2 separate regions of the Homo sapiens genome follow, and region 1 is linked to region 2. Evidence: read pairs that join two places in POLR2A ChIA-PET (ENCODE). Cell type or tissue: HepG2. All regions are shown on one strand. Each heading gives the region's core, and the rest is flanking DNA. Links, peaks and the distances in the headings are about the cores only.

The links. Peaks named below come from ENCODE experiments on the same cell type or tissue, not always from the same donor. Only the 100,000 strongest peaks of a DNase experiment are listed, where the experiment ranks them.
Region 1: POLR2A ChIA-PET joins it to region 2 with 8 read pairs; 3 of 35 experiments call an interaction of 5 or more read pairs at or near these places.

What each region holds. Positions count from the first base shown.
Region 1 is chr10:93,101,378-93,112,128 of GRCh38, forward strand. It overlaps the pseudogene NIP7P1. Among named protein-coding and RNA genes, the nearest start is that of CYP26A1, 33 kb to the left of the region's middle. RefSeq lists an enhancer at 5,315-5,609. In HepG2, for the core only: no CTCF peak of the experiment used is centred there; a DNase peak (open chromatin) is centred at 5,434; H3K4me3 peaks cover 369 bases.
Region 2 is chr10:93,204,912-93,215,662 of GRCh38, forward strand. It overlaps the pseudogene XRCC6P1. Among named protein-coding and RNA genes, the nearest start is that of CYP26A1, 140 kb to the left of the region's middle. RefSeq lists a silencer at 1,781-2,075 and enhancers at 6,881-7,408, 7,409-7,934. In HepG2, for the core only: no CTCF peak of the experiment used is centred there; no DNase peak of the experiment used is centred there.

The sequences.
Region 1 (10,751 bases), core at 1,348-9,347, 100 kb before region 2:
AGTCTTGCTCTGTTACCCAGGCTGGAGTGCAGTGGTGTGATCTTGGCTCACTGCAGCCTCCGCCTCCCCAGTTCAAGTGATTCTCATGCTTCAGCCTCCTGAGTAGCTGGGACTACAGGCATGTGCCATTATGCCTGGCTAATTTTTGTATTTTTAGTAGAGATGGGATTTTGCCATGTTGCCCAAGCTGGTCTTGAACTCTTGACCTCAGGTGATCCACCTGCCCCAGCTGCCCAAAGTGCTGGGCTGGGATTACAGGCATAAGCCACTGCTTCTGGCCTTTATTTTTTTTTTGAAATGGGGGTCTTATTCTGCCACCCAGGCTGGAGTGCAATGGTGAGATCATGGCTTACTGCAGCCTCGACCTCCTGGGCTCAAGTGATCCTCCCAGCTTATCACCCTGAGTAGCTGAGACTACCAGCACCCACCACCGTGCCAAGTTAATTAAAAAATTTTTTTTGTATAGACGGGATCTCCCTATGTTGCCCAGGGTGGTCTCAAACTCCTGGGCTCAAGTGATCCTCCCACCTTGGCCTCCCAAAATGCTGGAATTACACAGGTATGAGACACTGAGACAGGCTCTGATACAATTTTGTTAAGAATTTTGTATCTATGTTCTTAAGGAATGCTGAGTTGTAGATATTTTTCCCTGTAATGTGTCTGTGTAGTCTTGGTACCAAGGTAGTCCTGACATCATAGAATCAATTAAGCATCATTCCTTCCTCTTCACTTTACTAGAAGAGTTTATGTGGAAGTGGTATTATTTTGTCCTTTAATGTTTGGTGGAATTCACCTATGAAGCCATTTGGGCCTGGACATTTATGGGAAGGTTTTTACTCACAAATTCAATTTATTTAATAGATATAGGCCTATTTAGGTTACATTCCTTCTTGAGTGAGCTTTAGTAATTTTTGTCTTTCCTTTTTTTTTTTTTTTGAGATGGAGTCTTGCTCTGTTGCCCAGGCTGGAGTGCAGTGGCGCGATCTTGGCTCTCTACAAGCTCCACCTCCCAGGTTCACGCCATTCTCCTGCCTCAGCCTTGCGAGTAGCTGGGACCACAGGTGCCCGCCACAATGCCCGGCTAATTTTTTGTATTTTTAGTAGAGACAGGGTTTCACCGTGTTAGCCAGGATGGTCTCGATCTCCTGACCTTGTGATCCACCCGCCTCAACCTCCCAAAGTGCTGGGATTACAGGCATGAGCCACCGTGCCTGGCCAGTAATTTTTGTCTTTCAAGGAATTTGTCCATTTAACCTAAGTTTTCAAGTTTATTGGCATAAAGGTTTTTATAATAATTTCTTTTTATTCTTTTAGTATCTGTAGAGTTTGTGGTGATGTCACATCTCTCATTTATGTTAGTGGCAATTTGCGTATTTTCTCCTTTTTTCCTGATCAATCTGGCTAGAGGTTTATTTTCTCAAAAATTAGTTTTTCCTTTATTTTATGTTCTTTTTCTGTGTGGTTTTTTTTTTTTTTTTTTTTTTAGACAAAGTCTCGCCCTGTCGCCCAGGCTGGAGTGCAATGGTGCGATCTCAGCTTACTGCAACCTCCACCTCCCAGTTTCAAGTGATTCTCCTGCCTCAGTCTCCCGAGTAGCTGGGATTACAGGCGCATTGCCACCACACCTGGCTAACTTTTGTATTTTTAGTAGAGATGGGGTTTCTCCCTGTTGGCCAGGCTGGTCTTAAAACTCCTGACCTCAGGTGATCTGCCCACCTCAGCCTCCCAAAGTGCTGGGATTACAGGCATGAGCCACCGCTCCGGCCCCTTTTTCTGTGTGTGTGTTTTTTTTTAATTGATTTTTGATCTGCTCTTTATTCTTTTATTCTTTTTACTTTGGGTTTCATTTGGTCTTCTTTTCCTAGTTTCTTAAGGAGGAAAATTAAGTCATTAATTTGAGACATTTGCACTTTTCTAACTAGGTGTTTTAGTGCTATAAATTTCCTTCTAATGCTGCTTTAGCATGAAATTTGTGCTTCTTGAGCACAAAATTTGATATGGTGTTTTCATTTTCATTCTCTTTAAAATACTTTCTAATTTCCCTTTTGATTTCTTCTTTGACCCATAGGTTATTTCAAATGTATTATTTTGTTTCAAATACATGGAGAAATTTTCAGATATCTCCCTGCTACTGATACATAATTTCATAATTTAGTTCTATTGTGGTCAGAGAACACACTTTGTTTGACTTGAATCCTTCCAAATAAATTAAGACTTGTTTTATGGCTCAGCATATATTCTATCATAGTAAATATTCCATGTGCAGTTAAGTGCATTTTGCTGTTGTTGGGTGGAATGAATGATCTATAAATATGAATTATGTCAAGTTGGTTGACAGTGTTATTTGATTCATCTATATCCTTACTGATTTTCTGACTTGTTCTAGTGATTGTTTTTAAAAAGTGTGTTGAAATCTCCAACAATAATTGTGATTTTACTTCTCCTTTTCAATTCTATCAGTTTTTGCTTCATGTATTACAAAGCTATATTAATAGGTGCATAAACAAAATTAATTATGCCTTTTTGATGCTTTGACCCTTTTATCATTATGAAATAACCCTCTTTATCTCTGGTAATTTTTTTCTCTGAAACTTACTTTTCTACTTTGTCTGAAATTAATATAGCCACTCCACTTACTTTTGATTAGTGTTAGCATGGTATATTTTTTCCATGCTTATACTTTGAGCCTTATTTGTTCTTTACCTTTAAGGTTGGTTTCTTCTAGGCAGCATATTATTGCATTTTGCTTTTTTACCCAGTCTGGCAGTCTCTGCCTTTTAATAGGGATATTTAGACCATTTACATATAATGTGATTATTGATATGGATAGAGTTAAATCCACCATTTTGCTACTTATTTCACTTTATATTTTCGGTTTTTTGTTCCCCTTTTCCTCTTTTTGAAAACCTTTTGAATTAACTTTTATTATTCCATTTCATTTCAATAGTTGGCTTGTTGTAACTCTTGGTTTTGTTAGTTTGAATTTATGCAGTCTATCTTCACATGATATTATATCACTTCCTATGTAGTATAATAACCTTACAACAATATACCTCGGATTCATATTTTTACCTTTAGGCCTTTATGCTCCTGTTGCTATATATACATATATATATATATATATATATATATATATATAAACATTTTATTTGGTATAAGTATACACATTTAAACATGTTAGAAACCTCTTGATATGTTGTTATTTTTTAATTAAACCTGTCTATTATCAATATATGTATAGCATTTAGTACAATCTATAGTATACAGGATACCTCTCAGGCTTTGCCCAACTACCCTTTTCTTAAGTAGACTCTTCCTTCCATAACATCTTTTGTAATTAGCTATTATTTTAAAAATTTTGTCTTTCATCATTCCACCACTGGATCATGAACCGGGACAAGGTCAGTCTTGTTAACATATTTAAAACCTCATACGGGGCCTAACAAATAAATATTGTTGGATGTATGAAAGGTTATTTTCCAAAGCTTTTAATATTCACTTGATTTTTTTCTTACAGCAAAGCTGTGCCAGTTTACATTTTCACCAGCTTTGTGTGAATTGTTTACTTTTCACTTAATTGCCAATGATATTGAGTATGGTTGTGTTAAAGAAATTGTTCCATATTTTGAGGGTGTAAACTGATAATTTTAAAAACTTGTGCTCTTTGTCTTTTTTGAAGAGGGAATCTTTTACATTGTATAATTACTTCTATTTTTACATGTTTTCTGTTTATGTTCTTCATTCTTATTAATAAAAATAAAGATAGAATAAGGGTTAAAAAAAACAAACCCCAAAACTATTAATTATTTTTAAAGATATTTGCGTATTAAGAACAAATCTTATATAGCTAACATTGTTGGTGTTCTTTGTTCCTTTGTGTAGATACATAGTTATATCTGGTATCACTTACCTTCTGCCTGAACTTTTTTTTCCTGTGAATAAATTATGTTTCATGAAATCAAAGTGATAAAAAAAACATTTCAGCCTGGGCTCATTCTATCCAAGAAAAAGAGCGAGGAAACAGCTCGTAAAAAACAAGATAACGTAGGCTGTGCGTGGTGGCTCACACCTGTAATCCCAGCATTTTGGGAAGCCAAGGCGGGTGGATCACAAGATCAGGAGTTTGAGACCAGTCTGGCCAATATGGTGAAACCCCGTCTCTACTAAAAATACAAAAAAATTAGCTGGGCATGGTGGTGCACGCCTGTAATCCCAGCTACTCGGGAGGCAGAGGCAGGAGAATCACTTGAACCCAGGAGGTGGAGGTTACAGTGAGCCAAGATGGCGCCATTGCACTCCAGCCTGGGCAACAGAACGAGACTCTTTCTCATTAAAAAAAACAAAAAAAAAAAAACAAAAAAAAAAACAAAAAAACAAGATAATGTAATCAAATGACACTCATAAGACCCCACACCTCGTAATAGAAATACATAATATATGTACTAGAAAAATAACTCTTACCATTTATTCAATACGTAACATTTCCCAGGCACTGTGCTAGATGCTTTACAATTATGATTTCTAATTTTATTTTTATTTTTTGAGACGGAGTTTCATTCTTGTTGCCCAGGCTGGAGTGCAATGGCACGATCTCAGCTCACTGCAGCCTCCACCTCCCGAGTTCAAGCGATTCTCCTGGTTTAGACTCCTGAGTAGCTGGGATTACAGGCGTGTGCCACCATGCCAGGCTAATGTTTTGTATTTTTAGTAGAGACAAGGTTTCACCACGTTGGCCAGGCTGATCTTGAACTCCTGACCTCAGGTGATTCACCCACCTTGGCCTCCCAAAGTGCTGGGATTACAGGCATGAGCCACCATGCCCGGCCTGATTTCTAATTCTAAAAACCATTCTCAGGTAAATGATTAAAGCTTTTAAAAGTTTTGTGGTTTTTTCAAACAGAAGAAGAAAATGATGCTTATTAAAGTTGAATGACTCATCCAAGGCCATATAGCTGGTCAGCAGCAGAACTGGGGTTTGAACCCAAGTTTTTCTTCCTCACCATACAGAATTTACTGTATAGAAAAATAGCTGAATAAATTTCTCTTGTTATTTTAGCCAAATTTCATATGCAAAATCCCAGGAGTGGCCTACTATTCTGATGTGTCAATATCTATCTTTCATCATGTGAATAAACAACAGAGAAAATCCATTGTGCTCTTATGAGTTTGGAAAACAAAGTGTTATCACAGATATTCTTGTCCTCAGTTCCAATGATTTTGAACCTGTTATTCAGAACAAGAAGCCGCCTGATTCAAATACAAAACAAAACATTCTATTTAGTGCAAACACAAAGATCTGAAACTCCATTTTAAAGTCATTTCTGTACAGTAAGAATCCAGCCTGCATCTGTCAGTGGTAGAGAGAATAGTAAACAGAGGAGTCCCTGAAGAGGTCACAGTGTTGACAAAGTTCAACATGATAGTGGAGTCTGCACAAATACAGGGAACAAAGCTTGGCCCTTCCACACAGCTGTGAGGCCTTGACTTCGTTTTAAGTCAACGTCATTTCATGTCTCACATATTTCCCAGTGTCTGCATGATGAAATACCACAGTCACCAGGAGGTCCACTTTTCTGCAGTCTTGTGTAGATTTTCCTGCCACCCCAAAACCCAAGGAATGTCTGCCATGGAGCACACCACCACTGCCTGGTACTGAGAAGTCTTTTTGGTGATTCAACCCAGACCATATTTCAACAGATGGTTCCCATACGGGAAGGACTGACCTGCTCCAGGAAGAAGCTCTAGGCTTTATCCGCACTTTATACTTGGTATAGGGTACAAGGTAATCCAGAGTTGTGATGTGCAACTGAAACCTGTGGGTCTTAGTGAATTTTCCGAAGCAGGTTCCCAGCAACACCAGCTTGTCCCTGGAGATACTGGCAGCCAACTTCAGAATCTTCTCACTCACATAGCGTAGGTGCCGTCGGGCCTGTCAAGTGGCAGCAGATTCTCCCTGATGTATTTCATGGTCTTCTCAAACATTATATGGGCCTGCTCTTCAGCCAAGTCCACATTTTCCCGCTAGAATGGAACACCGGATCCTCATGCCCCATTGGCAGGGAAACCTGAACTTTTAAAAAAACCTTTCATGTAATGTGGGTCTGTTCTAATTAAGTCTTTCAGCTTTTGTCTGCCTAATAGTCTTTATTTTACTTTTGTTTTTGAAAGACATTTTTTACCAAGTAGAGAATTTTAGATTAATAGTTTTTTTTATTTCAGTATTTTAAAGATACTGCTCCACTGTCTTACTTTTTTCGATTGTTTCTAACAAGACATTTATTGCTGTCCCACCTCTGTTTCTCTGTACATAATGTGGGGTTTTTTTTCCCTCTGAATGCTTTTTAAGATTTTCTCTTTAACACTGGTTGGGAGCATTTTGATTATAATATACTTCCAAATTCCTTGTGCTTGGAGTTTGTTGAGCTCCTTGGATTTGTGGATTTATACTTTTCATCAAATTTTGTAAAATTTTAGCCAATAATTTTTTTTTTTTTTTTGAGACGGAGTCTCGCTCTGTCACCCAGGCTGGACTGCAGTGGCGCAATCTCGGCTCACTGCAAGCTCCACCTCCTGGGTTCATGCCATTCTCCTGCCTCAGCCTCCCAAGTAGCTGAGACTACAGACACCCACCACCACGCCCGGCTAATTTTCTGTATTTTTAGTAGAGACAGGGTTTCACCATGTTAGCCAGAGTGGTCTTGATATCCTGACCTCGTGAACCGCCTGCCTTGGCCTCCCACAAGTGCTGGGATTATAGGCTTGAGCCACCGCACCCGGCCGCCAATAATTCTCTTCAATTATTTTTTCCTTTCTCTCTTTCCTCTCCTTTGGGGACTGCTTGAAGTCATCTCATGGCTCACTGATGCTGTTTGCATTTTTAAAATTCTCTTTTCTTTGTTTCATTTTGGGTAGTTTTTATTGCTATCTATTTGAATTTACTATTTTCTTCTGCATGTCTCATCCGCTATTAATCCCATCCACAGTATTTTTTTTTCCTTTTTGTTTTTCTTGAGACGGAGTCTTGCTCTGTCACCCAGAGTGTAGTGCAATGGTGTGATCTCAGCTCACTGCAACCTCCATCTTCCAGGTTCAAGCTATCCTTCCACCTCAGCCTCCTGAGCAGCTGGGAGTACAGGCACGTGCCACCACGCCTGGCTGATTTTTGTTATTTTTAGTAGAGACAGGGTTTCACCATGTTGGCCAGGCTGGTCTCAAACTCCTGACCTCAAGTGATCCGCCAGCCTCAGCCTCCCAAAGTGCTAGGATTATAGGCATGAGCCACTGCACGCAGCCCACACTATTTGTCACCTCAGACATCGTAGTCTGCATCTGTAGAAGTTCAGTTTGCGTGTCTTCTCCCAGCCCTCTGGTATTATCTTCCTTGTCTCTGCTTAACTTTTCGAACACATAAAATATAGTTATAATAACTGTTACAATGTCTATCTCTGCTAATTCTGACATCTGCATTAGTTCTGGGTTGGTTTAAACTGGTAATTTTTCTCCTCATTTTGGATCACATTTTTTAGCTTCTTTATTTTACCTGGTAATTTTTAATTGGATGCCAGACATTCTGAGTTACATCTTGTTTTTTTGTTTAATAAGATATTTTATATTCCTATAGTTACTATATTCCTCTTACTGTCTGGGTCTTTCCAGACTCTTAGCTGTGTCTCCTCGATTGAGGGGTCTGCTGGATTCTGCTTGAATTACTCCTCCATGTGCTGTGGCCTGGAAACTCTTTCAAGTCCGTAAGCTGGGGCGGTCATAGGCTTCCCGTCATTTGTTCCTTATCACGCAGGGATCACTGTCCTTTGTTGCCTGTTACCAAGTGTCCTGGAAACGACCGTTTCATATATTTTGTCCATTCTTTTTGGTTGTTTCAGGCATGGAGGTAAATCTGGTTTCCATTACTCTTTCTTGGTTGGAAGTAGAAAGAAATCTCTTTTTATTGATGTGAAATTCAAATAGCATAAAAGTAACCATTGAAAAATGAACGATTCAGGGGCATTTAGTATATTCATAATGTGGTGCAAGCACCACCTCTGTCTAGTCCCCATTTTTATCACCCCAGAAGGAAACCTATTACCCCTCCCTCAGTCCTTGGCCTGTGCCTTCTCTATGGATTTAAATATTCTGGATATTTCATGTAAATAGGATCCTATGATATGTGATTTTTTGTGTCTGGCTTCTTTCACTTAACATAATGTTTTCAATTTCAGTGCTCACCCATGCTGTAGTATGTATCAGTAGTTCGTTCCTTTTTATTGCCAAATGATATTTCTTTCATTCTGTGTTGTAAGGGCCAAGGGAAAACTCCTCCTTTGCCCTGTGAAATTTTGCTGAAAAATCAACTGACAAAAGGCAAATTAATAAGAGAAAAGGCACACAGATTTATTAATGTGCACATGGGAGAAAACCACAGAGTAATTACCCCAACCCCTCAATAGGGTTCAGAAGCTTATACAACATCTTGAGGTTGCAGAAAGAATAACGGCTTGGATTATGGCAAAACAGGTTATGGGAGGGGGAGAAGGGGAGGCATGGCTAGCATACGTGGTCTTGTAATGTAAATGAAACTTCACAGGTAGCAGCCCTCAGAAAGAATAGATGGCAAATGTGTCTTCCAGACTTTTATTTTTTTATTTTTATTTTTATTTTTTTCAGTGGAGTTTCGCTCTTGTTGCCCAGGCTGTGGCACGATCCCGGCTCACTGCAACCTCCACATCCCAGGTTCCAGCGATTCTCCTGCCTCAGCCTCCCGAGTAGCTGGGATTACAGGCATACACCACCATGCCCAGCTAGTTTTGTATTTTTAGTAGAGACGGGGTTTCTCCATGTTGGTCAGGCTGGTCTCGAACTCCCAACCTCAGGTGATCCACCCACCTTGGTCTCCCAAAGTGCTGGGATTACAGGCGTGAGCCAACATGCCTGGCTCTTCCAGACTTTTAAAGGTGTCAGACTCTCAGTTAATCTTTCCTAGATTAGACAAAGGAAGGCCTCAGAAAAAGCCTGGCTGCATCTGTGCAGATTTTCTCTACAGATGCCAAGTCTCTTCCACAAAAGGCAGCTTTGCAGGCCTACTTCTGTTTGCAAGCCCTCTGAACAGCTATCTCAAAATACGTCAGATTTTTGGTTTTGGGTGCACTATTTTGATTTCCTTTAATGTATATGCCATGATTTGTGATTCATGTATCTGCTGATGGACATTTGGGTTGTTTCCACCTTTCAGATATTGTGAATGCTGTGGCCATGAGCATGCGTGCCTATGTGTTTGTTTCAGTACCTGTTTTCAATTCTTTTGTGAATACACCTGGGAGTGGGATTGCTGGGTCATATGATAATTCTATTCTTAACTTTTTGAAGAACTGCCAAATTGCTTTCCACAGTGGCTTAACCATTGCACATTTTCATCCTCTTTTTTTAAAAAAAACAATTTTTGGGGGGTATGAATTTACATACCTTAAATCACACACATTTTAAGTATACAGCTCAATGAGTTTTGTCAGATGAACACATTTGTATAATCACCATCACAATCAAGAAAGTAAACTTTTCTATCACCTTAGAAAGTTTCCTCATATCTATGTGGAGTCAATTCCTCTTTTAGTCAACCACTGTTTTCGTTAACTGTAGATGAGCTTTGCTTGTTCCAGAACTTTATATCAATGCAGTGTGTACTCTTTTGGATCTGAAGTCTTTTGTTCTGCCTAATGTTTTTATGAGATTTATCCATGCTGATAGGTGTACTACAGTTTGTCCCTTTTGACTGCTGAGTAAAATTCTATCTTGTTGGTATACCACGATTTGTTCATCTGTTGAATGTATATTTGGGTTGTTTTCAGTTTGGGGCTATTATAAATAAAGCTATAAGCATTTTCAGTCTATGTGTGTCTTCATAATGAAGCTTTATGTCTTATAGATAACATATATTTGAGTTCTACTTTTTATCCACTTGGACTACAGGCACGCACCACCATGTCTGGCTAATTTTTTTTGCATTTTTTGGAGAAGGGGTTTCACCATGTTGCCCAGGCTGGTTTCAAACTCCTGGGCTCAAGTGATCCTCCCATCTTGGCCTCCCAAAGTGCTGGGATTACAGGTGTGAGCCACCATGCCGGGCCTCAATCTCTGCCTTTCAATTTGCGGCTTTTACATTGAAAGTAATTTTTGATATGGCTGTGTTTAAATCTATTAAATTGGTACAAAAGTAATTGCAGCAAAAACTGCAGTTACTTTTGCACCAACCCAATATTATTTTGCTACTTGTTTTCCATTTGTTTATTCAGTTTTTTTCTTCTTTGTTGCTCCTTGTCTTCCTTCTTTGGGTTAACCAATTTTTTTTTTTTTTTGAGATAGAGTCTCACTCTGTCACCCAGGCAGGAGTGCAGTGGTGCAGTCTCGACTCACTGCAACCTCTGCCTTCCGGGTTCAAGTAATTCTCCTGCCTCAGCCTCCCAAGTAGCTGGGACTACAGGCATATGCCACTACACTCAGAAAATTTTTGTTTTTTTAGTAGAGACGAGGTTTTACCACATTGGCCAGGCTGGTCTCGAACACCTGACCTCAAGTGATCCACCTGCCTCGGCTTCCCAAAGTGCTGGGATTACAGGCGTGAGCCACTGCGCCCAACCACCAAATATTTTTTGATATTCCATTTTATTTCCTCTATTTGCTTCTTTCTTTTTCTTTTTTTTTTTTTTTTGAGATGGAGTCTCGCTTTGTGTGCAGTGCCATGATTTCAGCTTATTGCA
Region 2 (10,751 bases), core at 1,062-9,061:
AATATCTCCACCTCCTCCCACTGTGAGGGAGCTGGGTCAGGAACCACTGCTGGTGAATCCAGAGGAGAAGAAGCAGAGACTTCTCCCCCATGGACGAGTGTGCCAGGGCTGCAGTGACAAAGTACAACACACAGAGTGGCTTACACAACAGAAATTGATTCTCTCACATTCAGGGGGCTGGAAGTCTGAGACCAAGCTGCTGTCGGGGCTGTGCTACCTCTGAGGCACTAAGGAAAAATCTGTTCCAAGCCACACTCCTGGCTTCTGGTAGTTCCTGGGTAGTGGAGGCACTGCTCCCGTCTTCATGTGGTGCTTTCCCCATGTGCGCGCCTGTCTCCAAATTCCCCCTTTTCATAAGGACACCAGTCATACTGGATTAGGGGCCCACTCTACTCCAGTATGATCTCATCTTAATCACTTATGTCTGCAACAACTATGTTTCTGAAGAAGGTCACATTCTGAGGTACTGGGGTAAGGACTTACATCTACAAATTTTGGGGGGAAACAATTAAACCCACAACAGACCCCACGTTTGGAAAGTAGTTCCAGTGTCCCTAGCCAAGTAGGAGGATCTGAATCATGCTGGCTGCTTGTGGATGCTCCTTGGTGATAGAATATTTCCTTGTAGATGTCTGTCTCCTGGAGGGTCCCCAGACCCTTTTAGTACCTGGAAGAGATAGGGATGAGGGAGCCGCTCCGAACCCCCGCTGGACCAAGGTCCCCAAGCAGGACTTAGATAAGAGGACTTAAGTGTCAAGGCAATGGCAGTGGAGGAGTTAGCCCACAGCCAAGAATCCATGTGACCTAAACCCAAATGGAGAAAAAAGCAAAAAGGAGGAAGGGAGGTTGGAGATTGGGGGTGAGGTGTGGACAAAAAAGGACAGTTGTGCCCTGGCACACTCTGCAAAGGAAGTCCTGTGGGCTGCAGAAGACATTTTTGCACCCACACTAGTTAAATAGATTGGGGTTTCCCAGAGTGGATTCTGTGGAATACCAGCTCTATGATAGATTAAATAGGTATTACATGAGGAAGAGATTCCATAGCAAAATAAGTATGGGAAGCAATGCTAAACTGGATTTGAATTTCAACAGCAAAATTTTCAAAACTTTTAATATATTAATATGGACTGTGCCTCTTCAAAAAGAGTGAATAGTAATCAGCATTCATCCACGTGATTGGATCACAGAAACTTTTTTCTCAGGAGCATCTGGCAAGATACATTTGAGAAATGTTGAACTAGGTGATGGATGAGCCCATTGTGAACAAAACCACAGAGCTGGTGGATGCTATAGATGATATGGCATAATATGAATATTAGATAATAGAAATTCCCAATTGACATTATCACCACGCTATGTTCCACCTTCCCTAGATCTTCCCTCAGTTGCTATCATATTGGATTCCCTTGGTTTGAGAAACACTTCTTGACGTTTATACTATTTCTTGTGAATAACTGATAAAATCGTCAACCTCAATGACACAAGTCAGCAAAGTCATTCTACATAAAGCCACAGGCCTAGCACCAGCTACAGGTATATATCCCACTTTCCCAACCCAGCCCTCCCTAGCAGGCTCCCACCTACTCATCCAAGGTGTTGTGGGCCCCCAGAAACCTGCTTAAACCAACATGGAGCAAAAACCATCATTACAGGACCCTAGAAAAGCCTCCTGGCTGCCTGTGATAAGGCATACTGAACAGACAAAAGGCCTGAGGCTCATTTTCTTTTAACTTTTTTTTTTTAATAGTACAAACTTAAGGCTCTTTATTCAGGCAGTAAAGTAAGGAACAGCAAAGTGGGAGGGCTACACCATCACCATGGCAACAGAAAGCCTCAAAAACTTAAAGTCCTTCCTAGCTCAGAAGAAACACATTTTAACTGGCTGAGAACAAGGCCAGGCAGCCTGGGAATGGTGTGGAAGGGCGGCTGCACGCGCGGCCTCTGGTCAGTCCTGGAAGTGCGTGGTGAGGGCTTTCAGCAGGTCCTGCTTCTTTAGCACACTCTTCAGCCCATCCACCCGGCAGGCCTCTTTCAGCATGGGCACAGTGAACTTGCCCAGCATGACCTTGCTGATGTGGGTCTTCAGCTTCTCTTCTCAATACTCCACCTTGGGCCTTTTGCTCCCAGAACCTTCGTTATTGTGCTTTCTCTTGGTAACTTTCCCTTCAGGATTGTAATCTGGCGGGTAGACAAGCTCCTTAAACTCATCCACCAGGGATCCCAGTCTTTTATTCATTGCTTCAACCTTGGGCAATGTCAGATCTACTGCTTGTTCAGGCTCCATCAAATCCAAGGCCAAGGCCTCCAGGTTCCTGAAGTACTTACTGCTGCAGCACGGGATTCTCAAAGCTGTCACTTCTGTATGTGAAGCGGAGCTTCTGAATGATAGCCTTCATCTTGTCCATCTACTCTGGAGTTGCCATGACCTTTTCAGTAAAGGGCATATTCGCCGGGCGCGGTGGCTTATGCCTATAATCCCAGCACTTTGGGAGGTAGAGGCGGGCGGATCACCTGAGGTCAGGAGTTCAAGACCAGACTGGCCAACATGGTGAAACCCCATCTCTACTAAAAATACAAAAAATTAGCTGGGCATGGTGGCAGGCATCTGTAATCCCAGCTACTCGGGAGGCTGAGGCAGGAGTATTGCTTGAACCCGGAAGGCAGAGGTTGCAGTCAGCCGAGATCGCACCATTGTACTCCAGCCTGGGCAACAAGAGTGAAACTCCGTCTCAAAAATAAATAAATAAATAAATACATACATACATACATACATACATACATACATACATACATACATAAAGGACACCTTCATTTTATCATCAGCAAAGGGTAAAAAGACCAGCTGGAAACCTGGAGGAGTCACCTGAATTTTCTAGTCATCCAACTCCTCTTCCTGTGGCACCAAAGCCACAAAATAAGGGGGAATGTTCCTGTGGGGCGTGTATCTGCACAATGCTATGACCTCCTTCTCCAGACACTTGATGAGCAGAGCACTGAACAGGATTGAGCTCCCAATCACCAGCGACTCCTCAGGGTACACCAACAGGGAGGGCCTCAGGTAATGGTGCTTCTTCAGCATTACCAAGGGCTTGAAACCCAGGAGCATCAAACCTGGATCATTAAACCATTTTAGCTCTTCTGTTTCCTCTTTTTCCAGTATAATCTGATGACTTCCAAAGATCTGAGACCTCTTGGTATCACTAGGCAGAAGCACACTGCATGTATTTGTGTTAAATGTCCGGGTCTTTGTTTTTTCTGTTTTTCTTTTCTTTTTTTTTTTTGGACAGAGTTTCGCTCTTGCTGCCCAGGCTGGAGTACAATGCACAATCTCGGCTCACCGCAACCTTCGCCTCCCGGGTTCAAGCGATTCTCCTGCCTCAGCCTTCTGAGTAGCTGGGACTACAGGTATGCACCACCACGACTGGCTAATTTTGTCTTTTTTTTTTAGTAAAGACGGGGTTTCTCCATGTTGGTCAGGCTGGTCTTGAACTCCCGACCTCAGGTGATCCGCCTGCCTCGGCCTCCCAAAGTGCTGGGATTACAGGCGTGAGCCAACGCACCCGGCCAGGGTCTTGGTTTTCACTGGTTCATTTGTTTCCTGATAGAGCTTTACTGGAGGAGGCTTAAGAGCCTTTTGGACCAGATTACAAATGCCCACAGAGATCACTATATCTTTGTTGAGCTTCAGCTTTAACCTGCTGAGTGCTTGCTTCCTGGTGTCCTTGGCGTGAACCTTCGGCAACAGGTCTTCTAGCTTGCTGGATTCCTCAAAGTGAACCCTGAGGTCCTCATCCTCGGCTATGTTGATGGTATCTCTATAGAACAAGGATAGGTCAAAGCCCCCAGGTTTCTTCAGGTGCATCAAGTCAAGGAAGATGCCTGTATCTTGGAGATCACCGGCTTCAGTCCTGGCCTGGCTGGCTTTGGCACTGTCATTGCCATGGGGGTTTTCTTCACTGGTCAACAGCATGATCCTCGTATGACTCATCTTCAACCAGACATCACTAAAGAGGCTGGCACAGACCCACAGCACTTCACTGAGCGAGTAGTCAGATCCGTGGCCCATCAGGTCTTGGAAACGTTTTTGTCCCTGCTGCCCCTTAAACTGGTCAAGCTCTAGAATTTGTTTTGCACTTGGATTATCCAACTCCTGTAAGACGTAAATATTTTTAAAATTCACTGAATTTTTGTCTTTCTCGGTACCATAGAACACCACTGCCAAGAGATCTCAATCACTGCTTATGATCTCATTGCTTATGATCTGTTTATGATCTCACTGCTTATGATCTCACTGTTTATGACCTCACTGCTTATGATCTCACTGCTTATGATCTGTTTATGATCTCACTGCTTATGATCTCACTGCTTATGATCTCACTGCTTATGATCTGTTTATGATCTTACTGCTTATGATCTCACTGCTTATGATCTCACTACTTATGATCTTTCTTACTGCTTATAATCTTACTGCTTATGATCTTTCTTACTGCTTATGATCTTACTGATGTACACACTTTGGATACACTGGATGCTCATGTCAAAAGGAATCAAAACTTCACTCTGAGATTCAAACATAGCCCTGGAGGCATCAACCAAAAAAATCAAACTATGTCTTCCTGAATATTTATAGTCTCCACTTGCTTCAAGGTTCTCTTCTTCTTCTTCTTCTGCTTCTTCATCGCCCTCGATTTTGTAATACAACTCCCACCCTGACATGTTGGCTACTGTTCACTTTGGCGCAGGGAAGTGACCAACTTGGACAGAAGACAAGAATCTCTTTTCACTTTTAACCAAAAATAGGTCATGCATTTGAATTCCCTGCCCCCCCCCCCAAAAAAAAAACCTGGGGACATGTAGTTTATTTGGGTGGTGATCCTAGGAAGCCCAAATGAAGAAGTAGGGAAAGTGAGACAGGGAAATAAGAAAAGTCAATAATGGGTACATTAATGAGCAGGGCTCTTATGGGCAGCTGAGGTTCAGTCTCACTGGGGAACCTCTGGGAATTCACGTGGAACACGCCTTTGAATTGTGCCACCAGAGGATGGGGTGGCTGGAGCATTTGGCTACCCCCTCACCTCCCTCGTCGGCTGAAGACTGCCCCCTGAACTGGGTTGAATAGTGTGCCCCCAAAAGTCATGTTCTTTCTGGAACCTCAGAATGTGACCTTATTTGGAAATAAAGTTGTTGCAGATGTAATTAATTAAGATGAAGTCAGGCTGGGCACAGTGGCTCATGCCTGTAATCCCAGCACTTTGGAAGGCCGAGGTAGGGGGATCACTTGAGATCAGGAGTTCCAGACCAGCCTGGCCAATATGGCAAAACCTCATCTCTACTAAAAATACAAAAACTACTCAGGCATGGTGGCGGGGCCTGTAATCCCAGCTACTCGGGAGGCTGAGGCCGGAGAATTGCTTGAACCCGGGAGGTGGAGGCTGCAGTGAGCCGAGATTGTGCCACTGCACTCCAGCCTGGGCCACACAGCCGAGACTCTGCCTCAACAGAAAAAAAAAAAGGCTGAGGTCAGCCTGGAGTAGAGCCAGCCATTAATCCAATAAGACTGGTATCCTTGAGAAGAGAAGAGACACAAGAACAGGGATATACAGCAGGAAGGCAGCCATGTGAAGATGGGGGCAGGATTGGAGGGATGCTGCCACGTGCCAAGGACTGCCAGGGACTTTCAGCAACCCCCAAGAGCCAGGAAGAGGTGAGGCAGGACCTTCCCCAAGAGCCTTCAGAGAAAGTGTGGCCTTGCTGGTATCAACCACCAAGGTATCAACCTTGCCTTCAGACCTCTAGCCTCCAGAACTGTCAGAGAATAAATCTCTGTTGTTTTAAGCCAACCCATTTATGGAACATTGTCATAGCAGCTCTCAGACTCTAATGCATGTCCAAAGGTGCTAAGTCCCCCACAGCTCCCCAGGTGCCCAAGAAAGCCTTCAGGCAGAGAAGCAGAGATGCAGGCACTTGAGGTGGGATGCTGTAGTGAGCTCAGATGTGGACCAAGAAGATACAGTGTGGGACATCAGCAGCATCTGCCACCATAAGTATTCCCATAAGAGGCAGTACATCAAGGCTAAGCTCATGTGCTTGGAAGTTAGGCTCGAATCTGTTCTATTACTTAGAAGTTTCAAGACCTTGGACAAGTTACATGACCTCTGTGAAACTCAGTTTTCCTTATTTGTAAGATGGGTATGAAATCATACTTCACAGAAATGTGAGTATAAATTAGTTCAAGTCTATAAACTACCTGGCATGGTGTCAGGCACATGGCATCATTCAATAAACATAACCTGTTATTATTAGATATTATTAATAACTAATTAACAGTGGTACTATTGGCGGGGCGTGGTGGCTCACGCCTGTAATCCCAGCACTTTAGGAGGCCGAGGTGGGTGGATCATCTGAGATCGGAAGTTCGAGACCAGCCTGACCAACATGGAGAAAACCTATCTCTATGAAAAATACAAAATTAGCCAGGTGTGGTGGCACATGCCTGTAATCCCAGCTACTCAGGAGGCTGAGGCAGGAGAATCGCTTGAACCCAGGAGGCGGAGGTTGCAGTGAGCCGAGAGCACGCCATGGCACTCCAGCCTGGGCAACAAGAGCAAAACTCCATCTGAAATAATAATAATAATAAAAATGTTATTAGTATTAAATCTTTGGTGCAGCCTTTGGAGTCAAATAGACTTGAATTTAAATTTCAGCTTTGTAGATGAAAAGCCTTAGGCAAGTTACTTGAGTTTCGATTTGTCCATGAAGATTATAACAATATGCGTGAAGCTGGCCAGGCGCAGTGGCTCATGTCTGTAATCCCAGCACTTTGGGAGGTCGAGGCAGGTGGATCGCTTGAGCGCAGAGTTCAAGACCAGCCTGGGCAACATGGCAAAATCGTATCTCTATTAAAAAGAAAAAATTAAAGTGTAAAGCCCTTGCTGGTTGTAACGTTTCTCCACAGTTCCAGAAGGCATAAAAGGATTGTCCTGGCAGTGTCTTTCGATGCTTCCCCTCAAGCAGTGCTGTGAGTTTCCAAGTGACATTTCTGAAATCTATGAACTCTCCCTGTACCCTTGGTAGAGCAGATATGCCCTTCTCTTGACCTTGTTTGCTAGTGCTAATGCTTCCCCCACCGTCCCCTGGAACTTTGTCCCTACTGCCTGCTCACCACTACCACCGCCCCTATCACACTGCATCTGACTTGTGCTAATAAAGCCCAAATCCCCAAAGTGACACGTAGAGTCTGGGCTGTGCCCTGGCTGGCTGCCTGGTGGGCATTCCTTTGAGTAAGAAAAGGAAGCTCAGATGCCTGCCGCCTCCCCATGCCTTTGCGTCTGAGCTGGAAACATGGCCTCTGCCTGTGGAAACGTTGGCAGCAGCTCCATGGAAAGGGGCTGGGGACTGTGCCCACGGACCAGATAGGCCTGCCCTTCTTTGGCTTCTCCTTGGTACGCAGACAATGAAGTGGCCAAGCAGGTGTTGCCTGGCTTGACATTGGCTGTGACACCTGTCCACTCTCACTCTGAACTAGCAGTCAGTTGGGGCTGTGAGCAGGGCGGGAAGGGTCACACCTACGGGACCCCTCCCCACTGTCCCATGCAACGATCTCCACTATGGAAAGCCACGTGCAGCAGTGAAGTCCCTGAAATGTGACTAATGCAAGAGAAGATCACAATTGTATATTAATTCAAGTTTAATTTAAAAACCAATATTAGATAGAAGGAATGGTTCTGGTGTCCTGCAGCACTGTGGGGTAAATGTGGTTAACTGTCATTTATTGTATGTTTTCACAAAGCTAGAAGAGAGGATTTTGAATGTCCACAACACAAATAAATGATAAATATTGGAGGTGATTCATATGCTAATTACACTGATTTGGCCATTGTACACTAAATATGCATATTGAAATATGCTGTACCCATAAATGTGTACAATTATTACTTGTCAACTAAAAAGAGCGGAAAACCTAATGCTTGATTCAGTTATTGGAAAAAATTTTTAAATGTATTTGGAACAATTTAGGTATGTGGGTCATACCTTTTACAACTGCAAATTTTATGAAATCTAAAAACAGATCAGGTATTTCCAGTGAAAATTTAGCATCTTAATTGAGATGTGCTGTAAGTATAAAATACACACTGGATTTTGAAGACGTAGAAGGAAAAAAAAATGTAAAATATCTCATTATAATTTTTAAAACAGGCCGGGCCCTGTGGCTCATGCCTGTAATCTCAGCACTTTGGGAGGCCAATGAGGGGGTGGATCACCCAAGGTCGGGAGTTCGAGACCACCTGGCCAACATGGTGAAACCCCGTCTCTAATAAAAATACAAAAAATTAGCCGGGCTTGCTGGCGGGTACCTGTAATCCCAGCTACTTGGGAGGCTGAGGCAGGAGAATCCGTTGAACCTGGGAGGTGGAGGTTGCAGTGAGTCAAGATGGCACCATTGCACTCCAGCCTGGGCAACAAGAGTGAAACTCCATCTCAAAAAAACAAAAGATTTTTTAAAACACTGCTTAGTGGTTGAGATACTGATATTTTGGATATATGGGGTTAAATAAAATCTATTATCAAAATTATTTTTACCTATTTCTTGTTACTTTTCTTTTTTTTTTTTTTTTTTTGAGACAGAGTCTTGCTCTGTCACCCAGGCTGGAGTGCAGTGGCCACGATCTCGGCTCACGGCAATCTCTGCCTCCTAGGTTCAAGCGATTCTTCTGCCTCAGCCTCCCAAGTAGCTGGGACTACAGGCACGTGCCACCATGCCTGGCTAATTTTTGTATTTTTAGTAGAGACAGGATTTCACCAGGCTGGTCTCGAACTCCTGACCTCGTGATCTGCCCAAAGTGTACTTCTTGTAACTTTTTTAGGTGGTGACCAGATAATTTAAAATTATCTATGTGGCTCACATGATATTTCTATTGGAAGCACTGTTCTAGATGGGTAGAAGCCTAAGACATTAGAACTTGAAGGGCCTCAGGCATCACCTAGAGTGTCCTCTCCTTTTAGAGGTGAGGAATTTGGCACAGGAGGAGTTTAAATGACCTCCAGAGAACTGGAACCCAGACCTCTTTTCTCCCAGCCAAGGTTGCATAGAATGCAATGACAAGCCAAGTTGCGTAAGTTGAGGTAATGGATTCAAAGTACCACACATGGTTATAACAAGATGGTAGTGTCAGTAAGGTGTTTCAAACATGAGATGATATGTATTATTTTTGCCCTTCTCCAAGGAACCAGAGAATAACAGAACTAGGAAGTGTCCCTTGAGATTACGCAGAGGGTCAGATTACTTTTTCAGACATCTGCTTGCTCGGGAACCTGGATATATAAGGCCTCTTCCAGGAGGAGGACGCCTGCTCCCATAAGGAATTGTTCTTCTCTTTGCTCCTGGCAATTCAGGGAAGCAGGCTCAGGGCTGATAGGTCATCTAGTGTTTTGGGCTGAGTGTCTCCTCTGCTTCTTTCCTGGTCTCCCTCCCTTTTGTCCTTTCCAGCTTCTCCCAATCTTTGGGGGGACAAGGCATCTTGCTTGTGTGTCTGGCTGTACCCCCGGGGGTGTGGCTGCGCATCTGAGTGCGAGCTGAGTATGGAGTGGTAGTGGCTGTGGGCTATGAAGGCTGTGGGGTGGGGGGGCCTTCCTAGTGCCTGGGTGAGTGGGGAGTGGACAGGAGTGGAGGGGTGCTTTTAAACAAGTCCTGTAGACCAGTGGAGAATTGGGGAGTTGAGACTATAGTGTGAGGCTGTCTACCCAGGTGGAAGTGGCTATGGGCAGTTGTGCGTATAGCAGTGTGCCTGCAGTTATGTGCGCTTGTAGAGTATGGTGTTGTGTGGCCATTTTACATCAGAACACAGCGTTTCCTGTCGACACCTAAAGCATTGCAAGAAATTGCAATTAGATCACTATCACCTAGTAATTTCCCTTCCCTTTCCTTCCCTTCTTCCTTCCTCACTTCCCCCTCTTTCCCTCCTTCTCCTGTCCCTTCTTTTCCTCTCTGTATTCCATTTCAAGCTTACAGAACTCTTGCTGGGAGCCAGGCACTATATTGGGATTATTTGTCTCTTGTCTTTTCTCCCCATCAACACACCCCTCAAAGTCTCAGTGTGACTGACCTCCATTTTAGTGCTGTGATTATGACAGCTTCAGATTTAGTGCTGTGATTACGATATGTCGGGATTGGGTCTCACTCAGTAACTGGTGGAGGCTGGTACTGTGTTCCCTCAATAAGTCCTGGTTGATGTAAACTTGCTGCAGTCCCTCCTCTCCAAGAAGAAAGGGAGTGTGGGAATGAGCTGGGGGAATCTGTGACTAAGTGGCTTGTTTTGTTGGTGACAGGGGTACCTGACCAAGCAGGTGATTCGAGTCTGATATCCTGTGTTCCTTCTGTATCCTCTCCTGGAAGGTCCATCCTAGACCCTGGAGATGTAACCAGGTATGCAACACCTCAGTCGTGGTCAGCACAGTGTGTGGCCTGGGCTGGCTCTGAGATGCTGGGGCTTGCCTTTGTGGTCACCACAGCCTTTCCCCCTGGCAGAGGCCTGAACTGCCTGGCTGCCTGCAATAGTCTCAGGGCCTCAGGACCCACCTACAGAGCCTAGCCCCCGAAGGGTATCACAGGATCTGTCAGAGGTGCCTGGTCCTCCATCAGGGCCAGCGGCCATGGGATCATTTCTCTTCCCTCAGGCTGCTGTTGGCTAAGTGGCCCATTGTCACCCTGGCCCTGGCTCTGTGGGAAGGGGTTCTGGGTGCCCATGTGTCTC